Linked DNA regions of Homo sapiens: region 1 is linked to region 2. A link is a loop called in an ENCODE intact Hi-C map of the cell type or tissue named here. Cell type or tissue: PC-3. All regions are shown on one strand. Links, peaks and the distances in the headings refer to the core of each region. The heading gives the core; the rest is flanking DNA. Region 1 has its middle 82 kb from the start of MREG. Region 2 overlaps ABCA12 (ATP binding cassette subfamily A member 12).

Region 1 (9,873 bases), core at 897-8,896, 970 kb before region 2:
TCCCAAAGTGCTGGGATTACAGGCATGAGCCACCTTGCCCGGCTGGTTTTGTTACTCTTTGAGAGATACAGTGGTGAGCCAAGATGCAGGACAAATTAACCATTAAGTGTTTTACTTTGTTAATGGCAGAGTGCAAAAATGCAGTTTAGATATCTTATTAGAGGTAATTTTATTAGCATCATTACTGCAAGAGGTTCAAATCCAATTTTGGGGCAAAAATTGAACTGATGATTTCTATTCAGAGGCATTTGATGGCAATATAATACACGAGACAAAGGAACTGGCTGCTGTGTTCTAGAAGCTAAGTATCTACTCTTTAGTATCCTGAACTTCGTCTCTGTTGAAGCTTCTGCACCTTTCTTTTGGGCAGCTGAGCAGGTGGCTGCAAGGGTGTTGCCTTCTGAGTGTAGTAGGAGTTCCAGCTAATCCTAAATTAGTTTTCAGACCTGGGGGTCTTGTTAGATATGTAGGTGTCTGCATCCCACTCAGGATAGTGTAATTCTGAAGGACTAGCATGAGGCCTGAAAATAGGCATTTTTAATAGACTTTTTATTTTAGAATAGTTTTACATTTATAGAAATTTGCAAAGATTGTGCAGAAAGTTTTCATGAGCTGGGTGCAGTGGCTCATGCCTGCAATCCCAGCACTTCGGTAGGTCGAGGCAGGTAGATCACCTAAAGTCAGGAGTTCGAGACAAGCCTGGCCAACATGGTGAAACCCCATCTCTACTAAAAATACAAAAAATTAGCTGGGTGTAGTGGCGGGGTCCTGTATTCCCAGCTACTAGGGAGGCTGAGGCAGGAGAATCGCTTGAATGAGGGAGGCAGAGGTTGCAGTGAGCGGAGATCATGTCATTGTACCGCAGTCTAGGCAACAAGAGCAAAACTGTGTCAAAAAAAAAAAAAAAAGAAAGTTTTCATATACCCCACAACCAGTTTTCCATGTTATTAACATCTCACATGAGTATGGTTAGTCATATCTAGTGAACCAATATTGATACATTATTATTAATTAAAGGCTCTACTCCATTCCTATTTCCTTGGTTTTTACCTAATGCCACATTACATTTAGTTGTCATGCCTCCTTAGGTTCCTCCTCTTGGGCATGATAGTGTCTTGGACTGTCCATGTTTTTGAAGAGTATTGGCCAAATATTTTGTAAAAATATACCTCAATTGGGATTTGTCTGATATTTTTCTTGTGATTAGATTGGGGGGAGGCCACAGAGATGAAGTGTCATTTTCATCACATCATATAAAGGTTACACATTAACAAGGCAACTTAGTATGATGGTGTTGACCTTGATCACCTGCCTGAGAAACTAGACAGCTTTCATGCTTCCTGCTCCAGGATAGTTTGATGCAGGTGATCTCTGGAGCACCTTTGGAGAAAGACTGGATGTTGTGTCCACTCAAGGATTCAGGCATGTCTGAAGATGTCTTAGGGGCTTATATCCAAAAGACAGGCAATGACAAATGCTGGCAAGGATGTGAAGAAAAGGGAACCCTCATACACTGTTGGTGGGAGTGTAAATTAGTACAACCATTATGGAGAACAGTTTGGAGTTTCTTCGAAAAGGTAAAAATAGAGCTGCCACATGATCTGGCAATCCCACTGTTGAGTATATACTCAAAAGAAAGGAAATCAGTGTATCAAAAAGAGATAGCTGCGCTCCTATGTTTGTTGCAGCACTGTTCACAATGGCCAAGATTTGGAAGCAAGCTAAGTGTCCATCAACAGATGGATGGATAATGAAAATGTGGTGCATATATACAAGAATGAGATCCTGTCATTTGCACAACATGGATGAACTGGAGGTCATTATGTTAAGTGAAATAAGCCAGGCACAGAAAGATAAACATTGAATGTTCTTACTTATTTGTGGGATCTAAAAATCAAAACAATTGAACTCATGGAGGTAGAGAGTGGAAGAATGGTTATCAGAGACTGGGAAGGGTAGTGGAGAAGGGGTTTGAGGGGAAGGTAGGGCTGGTTAATGGGTACAAAATAAATTAGAAAGAATGAATAAGATCTAGTATTTGATGGCACAACAGGGTGACTATAGGCAATAATAGTTTAATTGTACATTTTAATGTAACTAAAAGAGTGTAATTGGATTGTTTGTAACACGAAAGATAAATGCTTGAAAGATGGATACCCCATTTTCCATGATGTGACTATTATGCATTGCATACCTGTATCAAAATGTCTTATGGACCCTAGATAGATGGACAGATAGATAGATGGACAGATAGATAGATAGACAGATAGATAGATAGATAGATAGATAGATTTCTCATTTTGATTATGTTTCTTGGAAGAATACTGACTAATAATGTGAGTGACTTTGGGCAAGTTATTTAATCACTTTAATCCTTAGTTTCCCCTATAGTTAAATGGGTAAAATACTTGTTATAAAGTTTAAATGAGCTAGTGCATGGGAATTGATCAATTCACACGGCACCCACTAAGATCCCACTTGAAGTGGTTCCAGCTGTGGTTTCTGAGTAAATCAGGGGCCCAAAGATTTTGGAAGGAATTTAAAGGTGGTGAGGGTGGCCACAGTGAGTTGAGATGAAACTGGAGAAATTTTGTTTTGTGATGGCTCTTGAAACTTTATAGTAACTTCTTAGCTGAGATGTCCTGAGAAATGTAGTTTCACACATGAGGGCAAGGTTGAAAAGATCTGATTTAACTCTTGTTTTTCTTTTTACTGTCCAGGCCTCTGGAAGAGGCAGCACATCCACCCAAGACAGTGATGGTGCCAGGGAAATTACCAGCTCTTCTGAGAGTTCTGCTGATTCTGGTTAATAAACTGGGGCTTGGAATTTAGAGGAGAATGGAACAGAGTGGTGGAGAGCATAGGCTCTGGAGCTGGAGTGCTCATCTAAGATGAGTTTAGTTGTGTACAGTTGGGAAAGTTATACAACCTTTTGTGCTTTGGTTTTGTCAACTTAAAACAGGAGAAATAAAACCATCTAATCTGTATAGATTTTTGCATGAATTATATAATTAATTTATAAGGCAGTGACTTTTTTTTTTTTTTTTTGAGACAGGGTCTTGCTCTGCCACCCAGGCTGGAGTGCAGTGGCACCATCAGGGCTCACTGCAGCCTCAACCTCCCAGGCTCAAGCAATCCTCCTAACTCAGCCCCCCTGAGTAGCTGGAACTACAAGCATGTGCCACCATGCCCAGCTAATGTTCTGTATTTTTTAGTAGAGATGGGGTTTCACTATGTTGGTCTCGAACTCCTGAACTCAAGCAATCCCCCTGCCTTGGCCTCCCAAAGTGCTGGGATTACAAGCATAAGCCACTGCACCTGGTCAAGGTAATGATTCTTATATAACAGGGGAGGGGAGCAATTTTGCTCCCCAGGGGACATTTGGCCATATCTGGAGACATTCTTAGCTGTCACAACTGGTGCAGGGGTTGGGGGAAGCAATTCTCATGTGGTGGATGGCCGGGGATGTTGCTAAACATCCTACAATGCTTAATACAGGCCCCCATCACAAAGAACTGTACATCCCAAAATACTAGTCATGCTGAGATTGAGAAATCCCGAGATGAAGTATTGAGAAGAAAGCCCGTCTTGTGGCAATTGCTCAGTGTTACCTATCATTAATAAGCTTTGAGTAAGAATGACATACATCTGACACATAGTTTACTGAGTGAAAGAGATGGAGAGGAATCTTCATTTTATTCTCTGATAAGCCATACAAATGACATTTCAGCCATAAGGGCTGGCTTCCAGGCTTTTTGTTGTTTAGAAGATGCTGTTATTATTACTATTATTTTGAGATGGAGTTTCACTCTTGTTGCCCAAGCTGGAGTGCAATGGCACGATCTTGGCTCACTGCAACTTCCTCCGCCTCCCGGATTAGAGTGTTTCTCCTGCCTCCACCTCCTGAGTAGCTGGGATTACAGGCGCTCACCACCATGCCCAGCTAATTTTTTGTATTTTTAGTAGAGACGGGTTTCACCATGTTGGCCAGGCTGGTCGTGAACTCCTGACCTCAGGTGATCCACCTGCCTCGGCCTCCCAAAGTGCTGGGATTACAGGCATGAGCCACTGTGCCCGGGCTTATTATTTTTATAATCTAGGTAAACAAGTAGTTTCCAACCATAACAAATGCTGGCCTTTTGGTTGGGGTAGTTTGGAATATACCCAATTATGCTTTCTCAGTGAATGAAGTGAATGAATGAATAATTATAGAGGAAGCTCCAAGGCACATGGTGTTAGGAAGATACTGCCCACTGACTCTCCTTTCAGTAAACCTTCAGATTTTTGCTGGCACTGTCACCAGTAACTTGCATCTATGGGCAGACAGGTGGGCAGCCCCCGGGAGGGCTCAGGAGGGTATAAAATCTCTCAGAATGGCAAGGAGAATTTCCCAAAGGATCTGATGGCATCCTCAGCCAAAGACATAATGCCATCAGCAAAGTGGTGAGGATGAAGGCAGGGCACCTTGGTGGGTATAGAAAACAAGGGAAGCTTGTCTTTCCAACTGCCAAAATGCTGCTAAGCCTCCCCCTTTTTGTAGCTCTCTGTGTCCGCTAGGTTACATCTTAACCTGTATTAATGTACCTTGTATCCTTTGCCCAGGTCTGTTGGGTGCCTTTCTGTCACTTTTCTCCTAAAGAAAACAGATCCAAGTTTAAAAGGCTTCTGTTATTCTAGGAGGACCTAGGTCTCTGCAGATAAGCCTCAGCAGCTGGGAGTGGCACGGGGCTGGGGCCAATAGGGTGGGGGGCCAAGGAGAGTGGGGTGAGGAGAGGCAAGGGAAGGGTGGGAGTTCTGGATGGCTGAGTGCCTGTAGGTCTGGTTTTTCTACACCAACCCCCCTTTAAAGAGATCAGCTATAGATTATGTATATGTATCTATTCTTTGTAACATTGTCATTCCAAATATCTCATGTTTTTCCCTTAAATCATTTCATTGCTGGGGAAAAATGGTGAAAATCACTGGCATACACAGATCCAAAATCACCCCTTATTTATAGATTGTAGCCGATTAAATAGTTTCCCCAGAATTCACTATTCACTGAAGAGTTCAGGGTGTCCAGAAAAAAGTTAAGGCAAAAGCAGGATTATTTCCAACAATTAACACAATCTATTCCGTTTACTCCAGAGAAGGCTGATAAACCACCTTAGAGGGCTTCTGCCCTTCAGGGACTCTCAGGCACATAGTCCTGTCTTTGAGTTTGAGTCTGAGGGGAAGCTGAGATGAGGCTGAGATGCAGGTGAGATGCATGCCAAGGCTGTGTGATGTTCCGTCTCTCTGGAATTAGGACAACCTGCGTCCTTCTCCTGTGAACATCTATGGAAGCAGCACCATAAACACTCGGGTGAGTGCTTCTCAATGATTTCCACGAGTGGATAAATGTAACTGATTTGCCTCTTACAATAACACACAGATCCTCCCATCTCCAACGAGGGGCTTTGCAGGATTCTGATTGAACACTAGATGCCGCTGTTGACTCACTCTGTGTTCTGTGAGCTTCAAGATCTCATCCCTCAGTCCCCATCAGGAGAGACAATTTTTAAAAGCCTGAGTCAATTAACGAAGTTCTGTCTATTTTTCCTCATTTAGTGATTGATTTAGAGGGTTTTTATTTATTCATTTTTTGGTGAATTTCAGAGGTTGTCTTTTTCTTGGAGAACATTTGGAAATTGGCAGAAAATGAAACAACGAAAGGGCATCGATGTCTTTTAAAGAAGAAAGGTCAACTCAGACTAAAGGCTTGTAAATAAGATCATTTTTGGATTTCTGAGTTTCTGCCCCAGAAAAAATTCAAGTAACTCTCAGGCCTACCTGTTTCTCTAGTTCTGTAGCATGCCAAATTGTGTTTGTCTTCGGCATGTATTTGAATATTATAATCTGAGATATGCCGGATAGCTGCCTCTACTGCATTCCAGGTTGCTAGTGTCATTATTGGTTTTCTACTTTCTAAAGCAACTTTTTACTTTGGCAAATTTTTAAAACAAAAGGGGAAAGACTAGTGAAGTGTGCTCCAAATACCCATTCCTTTGAAACCTACCAAATTTTAAATAATTATCGAATTAATTTTCCTCTTAGGCAGGGTGGTAAAGGGGATGCCTCTCTCAAAAGGCAGATTACTAAAAGTGATTTGGAAACACAGAACATTGCAAATAAAACCGGAGAGCCCTTGCTTCATTTTTCTGTCTTCAAAATTCCTTGATTCTTCCAGAACAAATATGACTCAGACTTGGAGAGAGCTTTATCTCTGTGCTTCAATAGCAAAAGTACTCAGAACATTTATCATATTGCATTGAAATACACGTTTACATTACTGTGTCCCTGTCCCCCAGAAAAGAAGACCTCTTTTAGGGTAGCACCAAATCCTGGTCAACTACAAATCCTGGTCGTCTTTGTATCCCTGTGACCTGATCTTTTCATAGTGATCGCGCCACTGCACTCCATCTTGGGCAACAGAGTGAGACCCTGTCTCAAACAAAAACAAAAACAAAAAGCAAATATTTATAGAAGGTGTTTGAATAAAAAGAAAAGATTGGATCCAGTTTCTAGTGGGTAAGGCAGATGAGAACAGAGTAGACAAACAAACAAGGTAACTACAATTTGCAAGCAGTGCTGTAACAGGAACACTGGATGAGATAAGGTGGAACTGAGTGGGGCCCCTCTGCACAGGGTGGTCAGGGGCCTCTTCTCTGAGAGAGGTCTGAGTTGGGACCCTTAAAGGATGAGTCACAGCCAGTCAGTCATGCAAAGATGTGAAGGAAGAGGGGCCCAGGCAGAGGGAACAGCAAGTGCAAAGGGCTGGAGGCGATAAAGGCTTTGGCATAGCTGAGGGCGAAAGGGAGCAGAGCATGTCTGGAGTAGCTTAGGGGGTCATGATGAGCAGAGCGCTGGAGGCACGAGGAAGGGTGGATCTTCAGTTCCTGCCTTGTGCGACCAGAGAAGGGTGTCTGCCTTGGAGAGCCAGGAGCTGACTTATGTTGTGAAACAATAACTTGCCATGCATTGCGAATGGATCAGAGGATGGCAAGAATGGGAACAAGATGTGTCAGAATTGAGAGAGGGTGATGGTTTGGACTAGGTTGGTGGCATTGAGGAGGAGCATAAATGGGTGAAGTGTGAGGTGTATTTTGGAGAGGTAATGGACAGGAGTTGCTGATGCATTTGAATTTGGGGGATGGTGCAGGAAGAGGAGAAATCAAGGATGACTCATAGCTTTCTAGCTGTGGCAGAGTGTGGGGCCATTTGCTGAGTTAAGGATGTCTGGGAGAAGAGGCTAGATCAGAACAGAATCAATTTTGGATCATTTTGATGAAACACCATGAGTTCCTCCCCAGACCCCCAACAATTGGAGAACTTATTTTGTTTCTAAGCACAATATTCTAAGTAGAATATTGTGGGGGTTTTTTTGGTAACAGCTTCATTGAGGTATAATTCACATACTATGCAATTCACCTATTTTAAGTATATAATTCAATGGTTTTCAGCATATCCACAGAGTTGCAATCAATTTTAGAATATTTTCATTACCCTAAAAGAAACTGTACCCTATTGCAGTCACACCTCCTTCATTCTTCACATCTACCCTCCTCATCCTAAACCCTAGGCAGCCACTAACGTAGTTTCTGTTTCTAGATTTATGTGTTGTGGACGTTTGTGTAAGTGGAACCTATGGTTATATGGGACCCTTGTTCCTGACTTCTTTCACTTAGTATAATGTCTTGAAGATTCAACCGTATTGTCGCATGAATCATAATTGTATTCCTTTGTATTGTGGAATAATTTCCTTCATTTTTATGAAATAATATTGCATACAATATTATAACATTTTATGCATCCATTTATCAGTTAATGGGCATTTGGGTTTGTCTTAGTCTGTTTGGCTGCCACAACACTCGCTTCAGCCTGAGTGGCTTAAACAACAGACGTTTATTTCTCACAGTTCTGGAGTCTGGAAGTCTGTGATCAAGCGGCTGGCTGATTCAGTGCTCAGTGAGGGAGCTCTTGCAGGACGCCATCTTTATGCTGGATCCTCCTGTGGCAGAGAGAGATGATCTCTCTCCTGTCTCTTCTTCTAACGGCATCAATTCCATTCGCAAAGGCTCCTCCTTCTCCCTAATTACCTCCCCAAAGCCCCACCTTCAAATATCATCACAATGGAGATTAAGACTTCAACATATGAATTTTGGAGACACTCCGTTCATAGTGAGGTGGTTTCCACTTTTGGGGTATTATGAGTAATGTTGCTAGGAATATTTGTGTGCAGATTTTTGTGTAGATATCCAGGAGTTTTGTTTCAACATGAGAATTTTGCAGTGTTTTTAGGACAGTGTTTGTAGGACAAAACAAGCTGCTGCCCTTGATTCCCTGCTCTCTTCTCACAGCTGACCATCCTGTGACCTTTGCCATTGAGTTTAGGAGACTCCATTCCACTGTAGACAAACCAGCCTGAACCCTCGTGTCTCCACCTCGTGTCTCTTTCTGTTCTGTATCCAGCTGCTACATATTTCGGGATGAAATGCCCTGCAGTTGGTCTGTTGGTCGGCATTTTATGTGGGAGTTGGCTCACATTGTTGATGTGTGAAGAATGGTATTGTTGGCTCACGAGAACGTGGGGTGACTTCCTGGAGGAAGTAGGACAGCCTAACATGTATCACGAGAGAGAAGCTATGAGGGCAAGAGAAGCTGCATCCACGAGGCAGTCCTGGGTGGGACCTCCAGCTCTCCACTTCCTAACTTGGGCAGATTGCTGAAACTTCCTGGCCTTCATCTGTAAAATGGCAATGCCAAGTTTCATGCGCGTCCGTGTGAAGAGACCACCAAACAGGCTTTGTGTGAGCAACATGGCTGTTTATTTCACCTGGGTGCAGGCAGGCTGAGTCCGAAAAGAGAGTCAGCGAAGGGAGATAAGGGTGGGGCCGTTTTATAGGATTTGGGTAGGTAAAGGAAAATTACAGTCAAAGGGGGTTTGTTCTCTGGCAGGCAGGAGTGGGGGTCACAAGGTGCTCAGTGGGGGTTCTTTTTGAGCCAGGATGAGCCAGGAAAAGGACTTTCACAAGGTAATGTCATCAGTTAAGGCAAGGACCGGCCATTTACACTTCTTTTGTGGTGGAATGTCATCAGTTAAGGTGAGGCAGGGCATATTCACTTCTTTTGTGATTCTTCAGTTACTTCAGGCCATCTGGGCGTATATACGTGCAAGTCACAGGGGATGCGATGGCTTGGCTTGGGCTCAGAGGCCTGACATTCCTGCCTTCTTATATTAATAAGAAAAATAAAACAAAATAGTGTTGAAGTGTTGGGGCGGCGAAAATTTTTGGGGGGTGGTATGGAGGGAGAATGGGCGATGTTTCTCAGGGCTGCTTCAAGCGGGATTAGGGGCGGCGTGGGAACCTAGAGTGGGAGAGATTAAGCTGAAGGCAGATCTTGTGGTAAGGGGTGATATTGTGGGGACGTTAGAAGAAACATTTGTTGTATAGAATGATTGGTGATGGCCTGGATATGGTTTTGTATGAATTGAAAAACTAAATGGAATAACAGAAGGAGAAAAACAGGTATAAAAGGTCTAAGAATTGGGACAACTCAGGATATCTGATTAGAGAGTGCTTAAGGAGATTCGGCAGAGTCCTGCCGGCAAAGATTATTTATTTACTTCAAGAGTTAAGAGTGGCAGTTTGGGGATAGCACCAGGAGATATCAGCTGTGATGGCTTGGAAAAACAGTGTAAACAAGAGCAGGGCATGTATGAGTAGTTGAGAACGGTGAATAGGAGTATGACTAGACAGAAAATAGTAGGGATGACAAGTTTTTTTTTTGGTGGGGGGCACAGTCTAAGTTGGTCTGGTGTCTGGAATGAGACTGGGGCCTAATAAAAAGGAG
Region 2 (9,873 bases), core at 1,605-9,604:
CCAGCATCTATTGCTTTTTGACTTTTTACTAATAGCCATTCTGACTATTTTGAGATGGTATCTCATTGTGGTTTTGATTTGTATTTCTCTAATGATGAGTGATGTTGAGCTTTTTTTCATGTGTTTATTGGCTGCATGTATGTCTTCTTTTTAGAAGTGTCTGTTCATGCCCTTTGCCCACTTTTTAATGTTTTCTTCCCCCCTCGCCCCAGTAAATTTAAGTTCTTTAAAGACTCTGGATATTAGACCTTTGTCAGAGAGACAGATGGCAAAATTTTTCTCCCATTCTGTAGGTTGTCTGTTCACTCTGATGAAAGTTTCCTTCTCTATGCAGAAGCTCTTTAGTTTAATTAGATCCCATTTGTCAATTTTTGCTTTTGTTGCAATTGCTTTGTTTTTGGCATTTTCATCATGAAATTTTTGCCCGTGCCTATGTCCCGAATGGTATTGCCTAGATTTTCTTCTAGGGTTTTTATAGTTTTGGGTTTTACATTTAAGGCTTTAATCCATCTCGAGTTAATTTTTGAATATGGTGTAAGAAAGGGGTCCAGTTTCAATTTTCTGCATATGGCTAGCCGGTTCTCCCAGCATCATTTATTAAATAGGGAATCTTTTTCCCCATTGTTTGTTTTTGTCAGGTTTGTCAGAGATCAGATGGTCGTAGGTATGTGGTCTTATTTCTGAGTTCTCCATTCTGTTCCATTGGTCTATGTGTCTGTTCTTGTACCAGTACCATGCTTTTTTGATTACTATAGCCTTGTAGTATAGTTTGAAGTTGGATAATGTGATGCTTCCAGCTTTGTTCTTTTTACTTAGGATTGTCTTAGCTATTCCATCTCTTTTTTTGGTTCTGTATGAATTTTAAAATTTTTTTCTAATTCTGTGAAGAATGTCAATGGTAGTTTAATGGGAATAGCATTGAATCTGTAAATTACTTTGGGCAGTATGGCCATTTTCGCGATATTGATTCTTCTTATCCATGAGCATGGAATGTTTTTCCATTTGTTTGTGTTCTCTCTGATTGCTTTGAGCAGTGGTTTGTTGTTCTCTTGAAGAGGTCCTTCACTTCCTTTGTTAGCTGTATTCCTGGGTATTTTATTCTTTTTGTAGCAATTGTGAATGAGAGTTCATTCATGATTTGGCTCTCTGCTTGCCTGCTGTTGGTGTATAGGAATGCTAGCAATTTTTGCACAATGATTTTGTCTCCTGAGATTTTGCTGAAGCTGCTTATCCTAGCTTAAGAAGCTTTTGGGCTGGACAATGGGGTTTTCTAGATATAGGATCATGTCAACTGCAAACAAAGATAATTTGACTTTCTCTCTTCCTATTTGAATACCTTTATTTCTTTACCTTGCCTGATTGCTCTGGCGAAAACTTCCAATACTATGTTGAATAGGAGTGGTGAGAGAGCATATCCTTGTCTTGTGCCAGTTTTCAGGGGGAATGCTTCCAGCTTTTGCCCATTCAGTATGATATTGGCTGTGGGTTTGCCATATACATCTCTTACTATTTTGAGGTATGTTCCTTCAATACCTAGTTTGAGTTTTTAACAAAAGGGATGCTGAATTTTATCAAATGCCTTATCCGCGTCTATGGAGATAATCTTGCAGTTTTTGTCTTTAGTTCTGTTTATGTGATAAATCACATTTATTGATTTGTGTATGTTGAACCAACCTTGCATCCTAGGGATGAAAGCCAACTTGTGGCAGATAAGCTTTTTGATGTGCAAACTGGAGTTTGCCAGTGTTTTATTGAGAATTTTTGCATCGATGTTCATCAAGGATATTGGCCTGAAGTTTTTTTTTTTTTTTTTTTTTTGAGGCAGAGTCTCACTCTGTCAGTCACCCAGGCTGGAGTGCAGTGGCACGATCTCAGCTCACCACAACCTCTGCCTCCCGGGTTCAAGCAATTCTCCTGCCCCAGCCTCCCAAGTAGGTGGGATTACAGGTGCCTGCCACATGCCTGGCTAATTTTTTGTATTTTTAGTAGAGACAGGGTTTCACCATGTCTCTACCGGGCAGGCTGGTCTTGAACTCCTGACTTCAGGTGATCCACCCGCCTTGGGCTCCCAAAGTGCTGGGATTACAGGCATGAGCCATCATCCACAGCCTCTTTTTTTTTTTTTTTTTTTTTTTTGGTATCTCTGCCAGGTTTTGGTATCAGATGATGCTGGCCTCATAGAATTAGTTAGGGAGGAGTCTCTCCTTTTCAATTATTTGGAATAATTTTAGCAGACATTGTACCAGCTCTTCTTTATACTCTGGTAGAATTCAGCTGTGAATCCATCTGGTCCTGGGCTCTTTTTGGTTGGTAAGTTTTTTATTACTGCCTCAATTTCAGAACTTGTTATTGGTCTATTCAGGGATTCAATTTCTTCCTGGCTCAGTCTTGGGAGGGTATATGTGTCCAGAAATTTATCCATTTTTTCTACATTTTCTAGTTTATTTGCATAGAGGTGTTCATAGTATTCTCTGATGGTTGTTTGTATTTCTATGGGGTCAGCGGTACTATCCCCCTTATCATTTTTCATTGTGTTTATTTGACTCTTCTCTCTTTTCTTATTTGTTAGTCTAGCTAGTTGTCTATTTTATTAATTTTTTCAAAAAACAGCTCCTGGATTCGTTGATTTTTTTAAGGATTTTTTGTGTCTCTATCTCCTTCAGTTCAGCTCTGATCTTGGTTATTTCTTATCTTCTGCTAGCTTTGGGGTTTATTTGCTCTTGGTTCTCTAAGTTCTTTTAGTTAAGATGTTAGGTTATCAACTTGAGCTCTGTCCAGCTGTTTGATGTGGGCATTTAGTGCTATAAATTTCCCTCTTAACACTACTTTAGCTGCGTCCCAGAGATTCTGGTACATTCTCTCTTTTTCTCATTAGTTTCAAAGAACTTCTTGATTTCTGCCTTAATTTCATTATTTACCCAAGAGTCATTCTGGAAAAGGTTGTTCAATTTCCATGTAGTTGTGTGGTTTTGACTGAATTTCCTAATCTTGAATTCTAATTTAATTGCACTGTGGTCTGAGAGACTGTTTGTTATGATTTCAGTTCTTTTGCATTTACTGAGGAGTGTTTTACTTCCGATTATGTGATCGATTTTAGAGTAAGTGACATGTGGCAATGAGAAAAATGTACATTCTGTTGTTTTGGGATAGAAAGTTCTGTAGATATCTATCAGGTCTACTTGATCCAGAGCTGAATTCCGGTCCTGAATATCTTTGTTAATTTTCTGAAAGACAAAACTTTTATACTAAGAAGTTCTATACCTGGGCAAAAGCATTGCCATTCATTGAGCACTGCCCATATGACATGCTTTATATGAAATATTGATGATCCCTACAGCACTCTTCAGGGTGAATATTATTATCCCCTACTATTATATTATTTCTCTAAGGCCTAGAAGTGGGATTTGAATCCAGGACTGTCTGACTCCTGCCTGTTTATTTTTCTAATCCTCCACACTGCTCCTCTGGACTCAGCCATGCCTACTTCAGTTGAGTTTCACAAGAGGCTTTCACATAGTTTTTAAAATAAGGTTTGAAATTTGAAACAGACTTTTAAAAAATATACATATTTCAATTACTGTTTATAAGACCATCTCATCTTCTTGAGCCTTGCGCAAATTGTTTTTCCATGCTGATCCTCAAAAAAATTAAAAAGAATAAAGAAAAGCTGGCAAACACATTTGCTGGCCAAGATTGAGATTTATAGCCTAATAGTCTATTAAGTAGGAAAAAAGATACAACATCTCTTTTAGAAATGCCAACATCTACATTTCTTTCATCTTCCTACTGTTGGGCATCATAGTGTATGCCAGATGTACTGGTGACTGTAGAAGTAGACCGAAGAGTCCAATACTCATTCCAGCAACAGGATCTTGAGGAGTCTTCATTTCAGAGAAAACAGTATTTTTTTCCCCAATTGCTTTGGCATTTTCCTATCAGGAGAAACCAAGAAGAAAATACAAGATTGATAGTCATTAGATCTAGAGCATCAATAAAGAACAAAGTAAAAAGTGGTAAATTAAATTAAATGATGACTAAAGTGAATTGGGTCTAGTGTAACCGGTGTGAAATACTACTGGATGCTGTACTTTCAGTAGGGTGTTTTACTCAGAGCAAAAGACATTTATTGTTGAGACAGATAATGAAAGTATAAGAACTATAGAAATAACTAGGGGAAAATGTAGCAAAGATAAAGAGAACAAGAGACCAATGCTGCTTTTGAAGGGTCAGCTTTTTAAAACCTGTATTCTGGCTTCCTTTGTAATTAGTGCTCTTTATTTAGACTAAGGCAATCTGAGTCACTCTAGACTCCAGCAGGCTTGTTGTAGCTCCTAACATTACATTTTAAGTTACAGAGCATAAAGAATTAAGAATTCTAAAACATAAAAGTTTATTTTGACCCTAAACTGAAGTTTATTTTAATTAAAACTAATTTAAGATGTAGCTTGAGTTATATAGAAATTAGTAATAGTATGTCTTCTAGCCTCTAATAATTTTTCTTAAATAGACTTACGGAAGTGGTAAGTTTCCACTCTCTCTGGAAGGAACTCGATCTCTTTCAAAGAAGAAGTGCTACATCACCCTAACTTACTTTTATTGTTTCTTAATGCATATATGAGATCTACCATTGTAATAATGTTACTGGTTTTAAAAATCAACCCAATTATTCTCCCACTGCCTCCCTCTAACACACTAGTTGTTTGAAGGCATCTTTGTTAGATTTTGCATGAATTGGGTTTTTACTTTAACTATAAAATTGATTTTCTTTGAATTCTAACATGCTAATAAAAATCTTTTAATTAGCTTTCCTTTGCAATGTCAATATCTATTCTATTCATGTGGTTCCCTCTAGTGGTTAATATAACATGAAAATTCTGTTCTTTCTTCTCAAAAAATACAGGTTTGCTTGTTTTCCTTAACAAATGTTATACAACTAGGCTCTTTTTCAAGAATACTAACACATTGTCCCTTCCACTCCAGTGTTTATTCTTACTTTGTTGCATTAGAAGCAGTGGTCCATGGGAAGCATCTAAATTAAGGTTTATAACTGTAGAGACATCAGAAGATGTCTTATTTTTAATATACATTATATGTAAGAAAAATATTAATTGAAATTTTAAGATTTGAGTTCATTTAAAAGCATTTACTGACCAATCTCGCTACTTTGGACATCATGCTGGATGCTGTAGAACCTACAGAGATAATTATGATACAGGTCCCCAACTGTGACACATTTCCTTGATCTTTCAGCTAAAAATATGTATAAAAAACTGGTTCCACAGGATTTTGCATAGTGGAGTAAAATGTATTTGCAAGGATTCCTCTGGTGAAATAGAGTATTTCTTGATTCTGAAATACAAAGCAGAAATAAAAGAAAAGTTCTCCCTTACCTATATAATAATTTACCATTAGGGTTTAAGTAGAGCCCCCAGGAAAACTGAATCTCAGTTAAAAAGGGCCCCTTAATTTATACAAAAGATAAGAAAAGTATATCCCTCCAATGATGTGATTAACATTATAAATCAACTTGGTTTTTGTTGTTGTTAGTTTCTTGCTTTAACCATATATTTTTTCTTTAATATACAAGAGTTACAGAACTCAAATTCAAAGGATGTTACATTCTACTTAATGAAAATTACAAATGTAACTTGAGAAAATCTGCCTTTAGAATCATCTATAATATTCAGTGCTGTGCAAGGGCCTTAACATCCTAGTACAATGAACAAATACTATATGAACAGTTAAGTGAGAAAGCTCTCACTTAGTTTATGACACTATAGGAACAAGTATTTAGGAGCTTTCTTCAGTGGCATCCCCTACCACTCTTTTCCACAGTCGCTCAGACAGTACACACTTTACCCTCACATTGTTTTCCTTTGGGAAACTGTTGACAGCTCATTCTTGACTTTGGCTAACCAAGGTCCCCTAAGGAAGGGAAGAAAAGAGCCTTGTTTTTTACTCAAGTATAAACAACACTGGGAGATCCCAGCAATTTGGGACTGTATTGGAATTAAGTGACCACTTTTCTGAAGCCAGCTAATATCTCTGAATCCTCTTGGATATTTATGTCTCAATGAAAAGGCCTCGGGTATGGCTGAAGTTCCCAAGCCCTACTCTGGTAGAGCTCTAGAAAAATAAGCATCTTAGAAGCAATAAAGGGGAAGGAGGAGTCCACTCAGGCTACACTATTTCCCCAACACAGACAGCACTAAAGAGGGATGGGGGAAGTAACTGTCTGCTCTTTAAGGGATCCTCATATAAATAATTGGTCCTGCTTTGAATTGCTTATTTAAATGTAATACATGTCTGAAGTGCTGTTGAAATACAAACATATATATGACCAGATAGAAGGAAAAAAATGGAACATACTTATTTAAATATAACACACTAGAGAGAAATGCAATATAAGAAATACAAATTCTTGCTCCCTTCCCAAAGGTTCTAAACACAATGTGAAAAACTTCTTTTTATGTGAGTGCCACCAATTGTATGGCATTAATGGGATTAGGGGAAAAATAATTTTCCTTTAAAAAAAAAAGGTCCCCCAAATAAAATTGTTTAGATAATAATATAAGGAGGAAAGTGTTGAATATTATTCATCTAAAAATTGGTATTTCTGATTAACTGAATACCTACTAATAGAAGAACTGTTTCGTCTTTAAGGCATCATCATGTATAGCCATCCTTATCCAGGAGTGCAAGACCAAGAACAAGCCACGTAAGCAGATATCTCTAGCATGACTACTTTCTCCTTGACATAGCTGAGCCTTTGTATAAAGTGCTGTAATTGGAAATCACAGTTGTATCTGAATGAATGTCAATCTAGAAGGGCTGGTAATATGTCACTGACTGGGATCAAAGGAAGTTTCTGCAAGGGTGTAGAGTGGGCTTGCCAAGTAGAGCTTGTTGACTGTAGACTCACAGCGTTTGCTGCTTTTATAAGTCAAGTGATAAGTGCTACATCACTTCAACTTCCCTGCATAGCAATTAAGTATGGTTCCTATGCTCAAGAATGATATATCCCTTGCATAGACTCTGTAACCGTTGGAGACCGAGGTTTTTCTATCAAATATCCCTAGTCAATTCAGATGCACTAGAACTACATTTATTCTAGGGTCATGGTAGAGTCACGTTGGAAATATTATCTGGCTGCCTTGCAGGATGCCTTATTTGTGTCACAGCCAACTCTTGTACTGTTTTCTTGATGGTTTTAGTTATGAATCTTTCTGAAAGGAAAAGAGTTTCAAAAACTTATGTGTGTTTTCCTCTCCCTATTGCTCACTCTAGAATCAGCAGTTTAATCGATATTTTAGTGGCACTGTCTATCTTGATGGGCTACTCTGTCACCACCGCCAGCTTTGTCACCTATGTTGTAAGGGAACATCAAACCAAAGCCAAACAGTTGCAGCACATTTCAGGCATTGGCGTGACATGCTACTGGGTAACAAACTTCATTTATGACATGGTGAGTAACTTATGTCCTTCATTGCAGGGAATAAAAGATCAATTTGGATAGAAGACATCAGTTTTCTATTCAAGAGTTATTTACTCTAGTTTGTTCAAATTGTTATCACAAAGACAGGAAATAAAGAAAATGACTTGAGTCAGGCTTATCTTCATCCAGTGGTTGGAGGAAACATAACCTACCGGCCCTCATCTCTGTGGACTATATCAGATTCTCTAGGGCACTTAAAATGAGGATTTCTGGGCCTCACTCCAGATCTGTTAAATTCATATCTTAGGAGGGGAGCGTGGAGAACATGCATTTTTAAAAAGATCCCCCAGGTGATTCTAAGCACGCTGAAGTCTTACAGTCAGTACTGTGGAGAAATAGAAGCTTAGCAGCAAAATATCCTTACGTAATTGTGCCAAACAATCAAGCTTATAAAAATTTAATCAACTAATAGTGGAAAATGCGAAGTAGTAGCCCCTGCTAATGACACATTAGAGAAGATTAGTAGGAAAAAGAAGGGATGTATTTCATTGATAGCTCTCTCATTTGCATAAAATGGTCCCAAGTTCAGATGGTTGTTCTGGACTCCAAACATACCAATGTTGGCCAAAAGCCCAGGATGGGTATGCATTTGCCTGGTGATTATGGTGAAATTGTCTGAGTTGCTGTCAAGATCATCGGCTTAAAGGGTTGGAGAGTAATTAACTGCATATCCATTTTGTTAATGTATCCAGTGAGGTCTAAAATGTGTTTGTTGTAGAAGTCAAATCTAAAAGAATAGTAATGACTTCTCAGGACTTAACAGGAGCTTTAATGTTAAGAAAATTTCAAGTACATACTTCTGTGAAGGTCTACTTAGTACTTTAGGATTCTGTTGTCTTATATCTGGAGCTCATTCCAATTTAGGAGATTCCTCCCCACCCTGCAAATTAAGTTACCACCACCTTCATTGTGTCCATCTTCCTGCAAACTCCTCAGCATTTAATAAATATTTCTACTTGCCAACAAAATGCTAAGTTCTTTGTTCGTATACCTGTGATTATGAGGATATGTGGGACCTGATGCCCTGCTGCTTTGCACAGAGTGGTTCACACTGATAACCAAGCTTTAGAAATCAACCATCTGAGAAAGTTCCAGCATTCAAAACGAAATCAATACTTTGAGGACTGAATGTAATACCAAGATACCTGGCTGTCTTATCTTTCTCACTGAACCTCTGTCACTGAACCATCCCAAGTCTCAAAGCCTAGAGGCAGGAACACCAGGGACTCCTTGTATATCTGTTAAAGATGGAGATTGGCTTAACCTCATATTGCAGGAGACAAATTCTAAAGTGAAATCAATGTAAAATAAGTTGAATGTTAGAAGCAATGGGAACATAAATAAGAATTCATTTCTTCAAATTTTTCTAGGTCAACTTGTTGCAGTTTTAAACTAGATGGGTTATTGATTTTTTTTTTTTTGAAAAATGCTTGTCACGTATTAAACATTGTTTTGAATATTTCCATAGGTTTTCTACTTGGTGCCTGTAGCGTTTTCAATTGGTATCATTGCGATTTTCAAATTACCTGCATTCTACAGTGAAAACAACCTAGGCGCTGTATCTCTCCTACTTCTCCTGTTTGGGTAAGCTGCTGATTAAGCAATGAAAGAAGAATTAATAGAATTAAATGCCCCTAGACACAAATAGGACTTAAATCTCATTAGCTAAATTACAATTGTCTTGGGGTTTCATTTGACATGAGTGATGACTAACAACACATTGCACTTGCTAGTCCATAGACTGCAAAGTATAATACTTTTGAAAATTAATGTTGTTATTAATAGTAATACCTAAAATTAATAAGCATTTATTGGGTGCCAAGTGTCATGCTTTCTAATTTACATATGTGATCTCATTTACATAAAAATGAAAGCTTTAGAATGATGAGAAAATGTGTATACATGTATAAATTTATGTATTGACTATATGAGTATATGTAGCATTATGAAGTGCATATACCTTCATGTATACTTACTTATATTTATCTTTTTATAGATGTATAAGGACACACACATAATATTGTTTCTATCTTAAGCTAATACAGGTAACACAGGCTGATATAATCAATGCTTAGCATAACAAATCTTTCTGCCCTGAATACATGGTAGTAACCCTTAATTAGCAATTGTAGCTAATGCAGGAACTCTGTCTCTAGATCTATTTAATTGCCCCCCAAATTGCTCAAGGTTTTGCTCAAAACAGGCTAGCCAGCTTCTAAGCATGCTCTTTCTGCTCAGCTAGACTTGAACAGTGTCATTACTTTTCCTCAACTTTAAATTATAAGATTTATACTGATTAAACTCATATTTCTGAGCAACCTAAAAGGCTTGCCTAGGCGGGATAATACCATATTCAGGAGGGATTAATTTGTAGTTTT

What was found. A loop is a pair of places that touch in the nucleus more often than their neighbours do. Peaks named below come from ENCODE experiments on the same cell type or tissue, not always from the same donor. Only the 100,000 strongest peaks of a DNase experiment are listed, where the experiment ranks them.
Region 1: it touches region 2 in a loop (11-fold over the local background); 13 of 110 quality-filtered maps call a loop at or near these places.

What each region holds. Positions count from the first base shown.
Region 1 is chr2:215,927,041-215,936,913 of GRCh38, reverse strand. No RefSeq gene overlaps it. Among named protein-coding and RNA genes, the nearest start is that of MREG, 82 kb to the left of the region's middle. RefSeq lists an enhancer at 8,777-9,303. In PC-3, for the core only: CTCF peaks have their summits at 5,238 and 5,459 (motif pointing right); DNase peaks (open chromatin) are centred at 3,573, 5,463, 5,853 and 7,083; H3K4me3 peaks cover 1,551 bases; H3K27ac peaks cover 3,338 bases.
Region 2 is chr2:214,955,869-214,965,741 of GRCh38, reverse strand. ABCA12 (ATP binding cassette subfamily A member 12) reads left to right here. Exons shown (of 53, transcript NM_173076.3): 40 at 6,664-6,718; 41 at 7,288-7,465; 42 at 8,964-9,079. SNHG31 (small nucleolar RNA host gene 31) reads right to left here. Exons shown (of 4, transcript NR_110292.1): 4 at 2,137-3,932. Among named protein-coding and RNA genes, the nearest start is that of SNORA70I, 110 kb to the right of the region's middle. In PC-3, for the core only: CTCF peaks have their summits at 4,641 and 4,843 (motif pointing left); no DNase peak of the experiment used is centred there.